Linked DNA regions of Homo sapiens: region 2 is linked to region 1. Evidence: chromatin contacts called from ENCODE Hi-C or POLR2A ChIA-PET data. All regions are on one chromosome and are shown on one strand. Each heading gives the region's core, a stretch centred on a gene start or an enhancer-like site at or near the end of the contact. The rest is flanking DNA. Distances are from core to core; before and after follow the strand shown. Region 1 holds the start of RIPOR3-AS1 (RIPOR3 antisense RNA 1). Region 2 has its middle 4.7 kb from the start of BCAS4.

Region 1 (4,668 bases), core at 1,190-3,689:
AAAAGAGCAAGTCCTCGCAACTGAAAGTAACTGTAAGATAATTTCAGTGGCTTCCAATGTATAGATGAGGAACTGGAGGCTCAAAGAGGATAAGTGACTTGTCCAAGGTCACATAGTGAGAATGAGGTGGCCGGGTGCGGTGGCTCATGCCTGTAATCCCAGCACTTTGGGAGGCCGAGGCGGGTGGATCACGAGGTCAGGAGATCGAGACCATCCTGGCTAACACGGTGAAACCCTGTCTCTACTAAAAATACAAAAAATTAGCCGGGCATGGTAGCGGGCGCCTGTAGTCCCAGCTACTTGGGAGGCTGAGGCAGGAGAATGGCGTGAACCCGGGAGGCGGAGCTTGCAGTGAGCCGAGATTGCGCCACTGCACTCCAGCCTGGGTGACAGAGCAAGACTCCATCTCAAAAAAAAAAAAAAAAAAAAAAGAGAATGAGGCAAAGGCTAGACTTGAACTTCTGTTGACTCCAAGGCCTCTGCTCACCTCTGTGTCAGTCTGTGGGTGTGTATCTCACAGGTTATTGGCATGTCTGCAAAGAGTCCCAAAATCCTGGTCCCCAGACGTCACTTTTCTTTTTTTTCTTTTGAGATGGAGTTTCGCTCTTGTCGCCTAGGCTGGAGTACAGTGATGCGATCCTGGCTCACTACAACCTCCGCCTCCCGGGTTCAAGTGATTCTCCTGCCTCAGCCTCCCAAGTAGCTGGGATTACAGGCGTCCGCCACCACGCCTGGCTAATTTTTGTATTTTTAATAGAGACAGGGTTTTGCCATGTTGGCCAAGCTGGTCTTGAACTCCTGACCTCAAGTGATCCGTCCGCCTCGGCCTCCGAAAGTGCGGATTACAGGTGTGAGCCACCACGCCCGGCCCCCTTTTCTTTTTCACATGAGCTCAAAACTTAGTACTGTCCTTTTTCTTATGGGAACTACCTATGCTAGCCACATTTCCTGTAATATGAGCCCCTATGAAGCAAGCCTTCTTTCCCTGGTGATCTTTATTACAAAATTGGAGATGCATTCCCAACGAAATCATCTCCCAGTAGACCCAAGCAAGAATGTTTGGCAAATAAGAAATTAATTAATAAACAGCTTGTAGTACACAAACTTTAGTGTCTGCCTGGAATATTTTGCAACACTTTTGGAAACTCTAGAATTACAATCCCAGCACAAGCTGTTTATTTCAGGCTGTTAGGCCACATACATATCTCATATGCTTGAGAATCTAGTGACTCCACTCTGAGCATCAGGAATGGAGCCCCTGTTCCTTTTGTGTGGGCATTTATAGTGGCTGGTAGAGCAGGGTTGCAATACCTGGGGAGACCAGGAGGGGGTCTGCTTCCAACAGGAAATGGATTTAAGGCTAAAGGTTCTTGAAATTCAAGGCTTTGGGTTCTAGAAAATAAGTCTGTTCCTTTGGGAGGAAATCCACTTTCCTCATGATGTAGGTTAACCATCTGACTTAAAGTTGCTCAGTCCTGGGCCACGCACAGTGGCTCCCACCTGTAATCCCAGCACTTTGGGAGGCCCAGGAGGGTGAATCGCTTGAGCTCAGGAGTTTGAGACCAGACTGGGCAACATCACAGCAAAACCCTTTCTCTAACCAAAGATACAAAAATTCCCCTGGCATGGTGGTACACACCTATGGTCCCGGCTACTCAGGAGGCTGAGGCAGGAGGATCACTGGAGCCTAGGACATTGAGGTTGCAGTGAGCTGTGACCGCACCACTGCACTCCAGCCTGGGCGACATAGTGAGAACCTGTCTATAAATAAATAAATAAATACATAAATACATGAAGTTGCTCAGTCCTGGGAATGGAACAAAGAAGATGTGAAAAAAAATCTGACTTTTCTGCCTCCCTGCATAGATCCTGCCCCAGGGAGGCGCTTTAGCTGGGGTCAGAGTGCCTGGAACAGTCTCCCTCTCCAATAGGCACCAGGATGAAAAAGAAACTGCATATTTCACTGTCAAAAGAAAAACCAGAACAGCAGGCCGGCTTGATGTGTCTCTTGTAAATTGTTTACCTCTGGAGGACCAGATGGCTCATCTCTTGTTGAACCCTTGACCACTTCCCGTGCTGTTAACAGCCTCCACTAGCAAACAGACCCGGCTCCACCGGCTCACGTGGCTGTGCGGGAGTCCCAAGGCCGGCTGGCCTGTGGGGAGTTGTGGGCATTCCAGAGGGTTGACTCAGCAGTCCTGGGCTCCGGATGCTTGAGGAAATGCAAGACAGGAAGGATCTAGGTTAGGCAAATGGTCAGGTGTGGCAGGGATGGACAGCAGCTGGAGGGAGCGGGGATGGGCTTGAACTGCGCATGCCCACAGGGTTCCCAGTGCCCTTAGGCTATGGCCCTAGCGCCTCACCCTTCTAACGTAGGGTCCTTCTAACGTAGTCCCCATTCACCTCACTCGCTCACCTCTTACCACTCAGATGCCTTTGAATGTCAGCCTCTCCCCCGGCCCCACCTCGCCCTGGCTACGTGTTGGGTGGAGTGGGAGAGGCCGCATCTCCCTGCTGCCTTACAGACCTGGGAGAATCCGCAGACACAGGATGGATTGCGAACAGGCTCTGTCCTATGACATGAGCTGGCTGTGATTTATTTTTGAGGGATAGGAACGGGACACAACGGTGCTCCTGCCTTCCTGGGCAGGGGTAGCGAGCTTTTGGCCGTCCCTGCCTGGGCTCCATCCTTAGACACCACAGAACAAGGCCTCTCTGGAGCTGGCTGCTGGGATTTTTTTGTAAACTACTGTATAATAAGAAATGGGGGCCAGGCGCAGTGGCTCATGCCTGTAATCCCAGCACTTTGGAAGGCTGAGGCAGGCGGATTGCCTGAGGTCAGGAGTTTGAGACCAGGCTGGTCAACATGATGAAACCCTGTCTCTACTAAAAATACAAAAAAATTAGCTGGGCTTGGTGGCGTGTGCTTGTAATCTCAGCTACTCGGGAGGCTGAGGCCGGGGAACTGCTTGAACCACGGAGGTGGAGGTTGCAATGAGCCAAGATTGCGCCCCTGCACTCCAGTCTGGGTGACAAGAGCGAAACTCCGTCTCAAAAAAAAAAAATAAAAAATAAAAAATAAATAAAAGGGCTGGGTGCAGTGGCTCACACCTGGAATCCCAACACTTCGGGAGGTTGAGGTTGAGGATCGCTTGAGCCCAGGAGTTTGAGAATAGTCTGGGCAACATGGTGAAACTCCGTCTCTACAAAAAAAAAAAAAAAAAAAAAAAAAAGCAAACAAAAAAAAACAAAACAGAAATTAGCCGGTCATGGTGGCACATGCCTGTAGTCCCAGCTACTCAGGAGACTGAGGTGGGAGGATTGCTTGAGCCCGGGAGGCAGAGGTAGCAGTGAGCCAAGATTGCACCACTGCACTCCAGCCTGGTGATAGGGCCAGATCTTGCCTCAAAGAAAAAAAAGAAAAGAAAAGAAATATGTACCAATCCAGGTTATAAAAAGTATTTCATGTTTATATTAAACAAATTAATGCATTTAACATGTATACATGTGCTCCTTGAGAAACTAAAGTGGTAATTTGTTTCTGTGCACAAGAAAAGACTAGAATTAACATATCTATTTTAGCAGTTATAAAATACTGTTTTTAGTGTCAAAAATGTGCCTTAAGAATTTTCGGTTGGGGTCAGGTGCAGTGGCTTATGCCTGTAATCCCGGCGCTTTGGGAGGCTGAGCTGGGAGGATTACATGAGGCCAGGAGTTCCAAACCAGCCTGGGCAATATAGTGACAAACTAAGGGACATTTTTATTTTTTATTTATTTTTAAATTTTTTTAGAGATGTGGTCTCATTCTGTTGCCCAGGCTGGAGTGCAGTGGCACAATCCTGGCTCACTGCAGCCTTGAACTCCTGGGCTCAAGAAATCCTCCTGCCTTAGCCTCCCAGCTGGGTGCGGTGGCTCACGCCTGTAATCCCAGCACCTTGGGAGGCTGAGGTGGGCGGATCACGAGGTCAGGAGATCGAGACCATCCTGGCTAACACGGTGAAACCCCATCTCTACTAAAAATACAAAAAATTAGCCGGGCACAGTGGCGGGCGCCTGTAGTCCCAGCTACTTGGGAGGCTGAGGCAGGAGAATGGCAGAATGGCGTGAACCCGGGAGGCGGAGCTTGCAGTGAGCCGAGATTGCACCACTGCACTCCAGCCTGGGCGACAGAGTGAGGCTCCATCTCAAAAAAAAAAAAAAAAAGAAAGAAAGAAAGAAATCCTCCTGCCTTAGCTGGGACTACAAGTACATACCACCATGCTCAGCTAATTTTTCAACATTTATTTTTAATTAAAACAATTTATTTATGAGTGACCATGACCCAAGACATAGCCTCAGGGGGTCCTGAGAACATGTGCCCAACTTTTTTTTTCACTTCTTGTAGAGATGGGTCTCTCTGTGTTGCCCAGGCTGGTCTCAAACTCCTGGCTTTAAGCGGTCTTCCCACCTCGGCCTCCCAAAGTGGTGGGATTTGGCCAGACATGGTGGCTCACAGCTGTAATCCCCACACTTTGGGAGGCCAAGGCGGGAGGATCACTTGAGGTCAGGAGTTTGAGACCAGCCTGGCCAAGATGGTGAAACCCCAACTCTACTAAAAAAAAAAAAAAAACACACACAAAAATTAGCCTGGCCTAGTGGTGCACACTTGTAGTCCTAGCTACTTGGGAG
Region 2 (4,668 bases), core at 630-3,129, 150 kb before region 1:
ACTGCAAGCTCTGCCTCCCGGGTTCAAGCGATTCTCCTACCTCAGCCTCCCCAGTAGCTGGGATTACAGGAACAAGCACCACCAAGCCTGGCTAATTTTTGTATTTTTAGTAGAGACAGGGTTTCAACATGTTGGCCAGGCCAGTCTCCAATTCCTGGTTTCAAGTGACCCACCAGTCTCGGCCTCCCAAAGTGCTGGGATTACAGGAGTGAGGCACTGCACCCAGCCCAAGAGGGATTTAATATATATATATTTTTTGAGACAGAGTCTCGCTCTGTCGCCCAGGCTGGAGTGCAGTGGCACGATCTCAGCTCACTGCAACCTCTACCTTCCAGGTTCAAGTGATCCTCCTGCCTCAGCCTCCTAAGTAGCTGGGATTACAAGCACATGCCACTACGCCTAATATTTTTTTTTTTTTTGAGACGGAGTCTCTGTAGCCCGGGCTGGTGTGCAGTGGCGCAATCTCGGCTCACTGCAACCTCCTTCTCCAGGGTTCAAGTGATTCTCCTGCCTCAGCCTCCCAAGTAGCTGGAATTACAGGTGCCCACCACCACGCCTGGCTAATTTTTGCATTTTTAGTAGAGACGGGGTTTCACCATGTTGGCCAGGCCGGTCTCGAACTCCCGACCTCAGGTGATCTGCCCGCCTCAGCCTCCCAAAGTGCTGGGATTACAGGCATGAGCCACCGCACCCAGCTACGCCTGACTAATTTTTGTGTTTTTAGGAGAGACGGGGTTTTGCCATGTTGGCCAGGCTGGTCTTGAACTCCTGACGTCAGGTGTTCGGCTGAGAGGGATTTCAATATTCGGAATGTTTTATTTCTTCGGCTGATGTTTGTAGCAATACCAAAACTGTATGAATGTCTAAAATGACTCATTTAAAAAAAAAAAAAAAAAGCCAGGCTGGCATGGTGGCTCACGCCTGTAATCCCAGCACTTTGGGAGTGGGAGGCCGAGGCGGTCGGATCACATGAGGCCAGGAGTTTGAGGCCAGCCTGGCCAACAGGGCGAAACTCCTGTATCTACAAAATATACAAAAGTTAGACAGGAGTGGTGGCACACGCCTGTGGTCCCAGCTACTCGGGAGGCTGAGGTGAGAGGACCACTTGAGCCTAGAGGTCAAGGCTGCAGTAAGCCGAGATCATTCCACTGCACTGTAGCCTCGGTGACAGAGCCAGGCCCTGTCTCAAAAAAATAAAATAAAAAAAGAAAAAGGAAATTGCCCATATGAAAAAAAAAAAAAAAGCCTGGGATATTAGCTAAAAGTGCTGATTACCCAAATCCTCTTCCCTGGGGAAAGAGGAGGTCTGGGGAAGGGGTCTCTGTGTCCTTCACAAGTGTCCCAGCGATTCATACCCTGGGCCAGGTTGGCTGGTTGACAATCATTTTGTTTCTAGCCTTTTTTTCTGAATATGTGATTGTACCTTAGAAATATTTTGCTAAAAATATGGATGCCCAGAAGCCCACCCCAGACGTTCTGAATCAGGATCTTTGGTGAGAGGGGGCACTGGGCCTCCGCATTTAACAAGCTCTGCTTCGATTCTAATGCACACTGATGTCTGGGAATAACCCTATCCAGGGGCTCCGCCGCGCTGCCAGCCTTAGTCAGGGACCCCCATGGGAGGCCAAGTAAATGATTTTACACAAAGAGGACTGAGTTTTTAAACATCTCCCCAGCCTCTCAGGGTGCTGGGCTCCTGCCCGGGGGCCCTGCCCCTGCTGCTCCCTGCCCTAGGTCCGCAGCCCTTGGGGAGGCCCCGGACAGCCGCGAGCCTGAGGCCTGGAATGCAGCCCGCCCAGGCCGCACCCTGCCCAAACCAGTTTGAACCAGCTGCAGGGATGGAGCCGTGGCGCGTCCCCACGAGCTCCCTCTGGTGCCCAAGCCGGGCTCAGAGCTGCTGCTCCCGCCTCCTGCTCTGGAGGCCTCCTCGGGTGCAGACAGTGGCTCCATCCCAGCCTGGGGGGAGTGGGGGTGCCAGTGGTTGCCAGGCTCGAAGGCCCGTGGGAGCCGTAGCCCCCTGCTGGGTCCCAGGTCCCACACCCTTCTGCCCCCACGCCATCTGCTTCACCTCTAGCTACAAAATGACTGCCTGTCTGTGTCTTTTTAAAGTCAGTTCTCCCAGCGCAGGCCTCAGGCACACAAAGTTCTAGACCAGACAGTTCCCAAACGTGGCTGCATATTGAAAACTCCTGGGAAACTTCCAGAAAATACTGATGCTCAGACCCCACCCCCAGAGGCTGTGACTTAATTTATGGTGTGGGGTGTGGCCTTGGCTTTGAGAGTTTTAAAAGGTGCTCCTAGGTGGTTCCGATCGACAGTGTTTCAGCACTGGCATAGCTTTGTCTGGGACCCCGATCTCTAAAACCATATTCGTTGTTAATGTGTCCTGAGCCCTTACTATGTGCCAGGCACTGTTCTAAGCTCTTTGCATAGATGCCCTCACTGGATCCCCACCACACCCTGTGAGGCAAGTAGGTCCTGGGACAATCACCACTGTCTAAAGAACACGTGACAGGCGGTGGCTCACACCTGTAATCCCAACACTGTGGGAGGCTGAGGGGGAAGAATCGCTTGGGACCAGGAGTTTGAGACCAGCCTGGGCACCTCTCTCTGAAAAAATAAATAAAATGTGAAGTCGCTCTCCTACTTAGTGTGTTTCCCCACTAGTGAAATAATTTCAAGCACAACCCATCTACATAGAAGCATAGTTTAAAAACAGGTATTGGCTGGGTGCGGTGGCTCATGCCTGTAATCCCAACACTTTGGGAGACTGAGGCGGGTGGATTGCTTGAGGTCAAGAATTCGAGACCAGCCTGGCCAACATGGTGAAACCCCGTCTCCAGTAAAAATACAAAAATTAGCTGGGCTTGGTGGTGCTTGCTCCTGTAATCCCAGCTACTCAGGAGGCTGAGGCAGGAGAATCTCTTGAACCTCGGAGGCAGAGGTTGCGATGAGCCGAGATTGTGCCACTGCACTCCAGTCTGGCCAAGAGAGTAAGATGCTGTCTCAAACAAACAAACAAACACCCCAACACCACCACCAACAATAAAAACCCAGATATTAAAAAACATTTTTGGGCCAGGCACAGTGGCTCACGCCTGTAATCCCAGCACTTTGGGAGGCTGAGGCGGGCGGATCACCTGAGGTCAAGAGTTCCAGACCAGCCTGGCCAAGATGGTGAAACCCCATCTCTACTAAAAATATAAAAATTAGCCGGGCATGGTGGCAGGCGCCTGTAATCCCAGCTACTGGGGAGGCTGAGGCAAGAGAATCGCTTGAACCAGGGAGGTGGAGGTTGCCGTGAACCAAGATCGCGCCATTGCACTCCAGCCTGGGGGACAAGAGCGAGACTTCATCTCAAAAATAAATAAATACATAAACGAACATTTTTGGCCACCCAAGGTGGGTAGGTCACTTGAGCTCAAGAGTTCAAGACCAGCCTGGCCAACATGGTGAAACCCCATCTCCACAAAAATTACAAAAATTAGCCAGGTATGGTGTCATGCACCTGTAGTTCCAGGTACTCAGGAGGCTGAGGCAGGAGGATCACTTGAGCCTGGGACATTGAGGCTGCAGTGAGCCGTGATCACACTACTGCATTCCATCCTGGGTGAGAGAGCGAGACCGCCATCTCAAAAAAAGAAACAAAAACCATTTTTATGTCATAATTTTGAAATGTTCACTACAGTAACAGGAAACAGCAATCGCAGCTTCCCATTCTCTCCCTGATAAGGAAAGCTTCTACATCTCTGCAGTCATTTGAGTAGTTTTTCTCTACTCCTTTCCCTTCCACAGCAGAGCCACATAAAGGGTCTTGCAGCTTTAGAGGCAAGAGGCCACAGGGCAAGATTCCAAATGCTCCCTGAGTGTCGCGTTTAGCCTTACGGCAGAGCTTCCTTGGCCTTGAGAAGCGAGAGGAGAGTCACTTAGTTGGAGGGCGAAGGAATGTTCTCCCTTCCAGCTACCGAAATTGTGTCCCTACTTGTTTTCTCTGCGTCTATCTAAACAGTAAGTGGCAGAAACTACTGGCCAGATACAGGGACATCAGAGGTTCCCCAAGGTGTGAATTTCAGTGCTGTCCGTGGATTCTCATTCACTGCTCTCAGCCACCTCTGGGTGTTACAGGTGTTACCCCTCATCCAAAACCGCTAGGGCCAGACGTGTTTCAGAATCTGAGCTCTGTGGATTGTAGAAGGCTAATACAAAGCACATACAAGTCCCATGGGAGCTGGGGCAGCATCCTCTTATCTGATCGTATTTCTCAGCAAAGTGTGTGGATATTCACCTTAAATGAGCTAAATAGAGGCCTTAAATAACCTCCCGTCTCTTCACCTCAGTGAATTTCTGCCAAACTGATGGGAAAGAAAGCTAACGGTTTTGGCGTTTCCTGGATTTCAAAATTATAAAAAAGGAATCGACTTGCTTCCCAATCCCACAGCTGGAGAAAATGAGGCCCCCACACATAACCGCTGAGTGGAGCAGTTGAGCTTTGCACCTATTATATCACATAGAGATAGATCAGAATCTGCAAGAAAATTGCTAAACACCCTAGTAAAAAACCGTATTCTTTAGACTATTTGAGACATTTGTTTTCTTGTTTCAGAAACTTGAGTTTTTGTTCATTAAGATTCTAAGAACTTCTTTCTCTCTTCTTTCAGCAAGATTCTT

Evidence for each region. Hi-C counts contacts between places; a loop is a spot of excess contacts on that map. ChIA-PET counts read pairs that join two places held with the same protein, here RNA polymerase II (POLR2A). Pooled maps may share reads with other maps.
Region 2: a loop to region 1 is called in a map of A673, with 7 times the contacts of the local background. The contact joins the enhancer-like site here to the promoter of RIPOR3-AS1 in region 1. A Hi-C loop is called at or near these places in 2 of 168 maps with a recorded cell type or tissue (A673 and PC-9) and 1 of 50 pooled maps. POLR2A ChIA-PET finds 5 or more read pairs at or near these places in 6 of 52 experiments (AG04450, IMR-90, PC-3 and 3 more).

Annotation. Positions count from the first base shown.
Region 1 is chr20:50,643,242-50,647,909 of GRCh38, reverse strand. RIPOR3-AS1 (RIPOR3 antisense RNA 1) reads right to left here and starts at 2,439. Exons shown (of 3, transcript NR_111906.1): 1 at 2,417-2,439; 2 at 2,024-2,212. The region is part of intron 1 of RIPOR3 (RIPOR family member 3); the gene reads left to right. RefSeq lists an enhancer at 2,831-3,412.
Region 2 is chr20:50,788,007-50,792,674 of GRCh38, reverse strand. No RefSeq gene overlaps it. Among named protein-coding and RNA genes, the nearest start is that of BCAS4, 4.7 kb to the left of the region's middle. RefSeq lists an enhancer at 1,700-2,385. Within about 2 kb of position 1,879, at least 33 of the 41 ENCODE cell types and tissues checked have a DNase peak (open chromatin) inside an H3K27ac peak, as active enhancers do; they include A673, PC-3 and Panc1, where a contact is called at or near this core.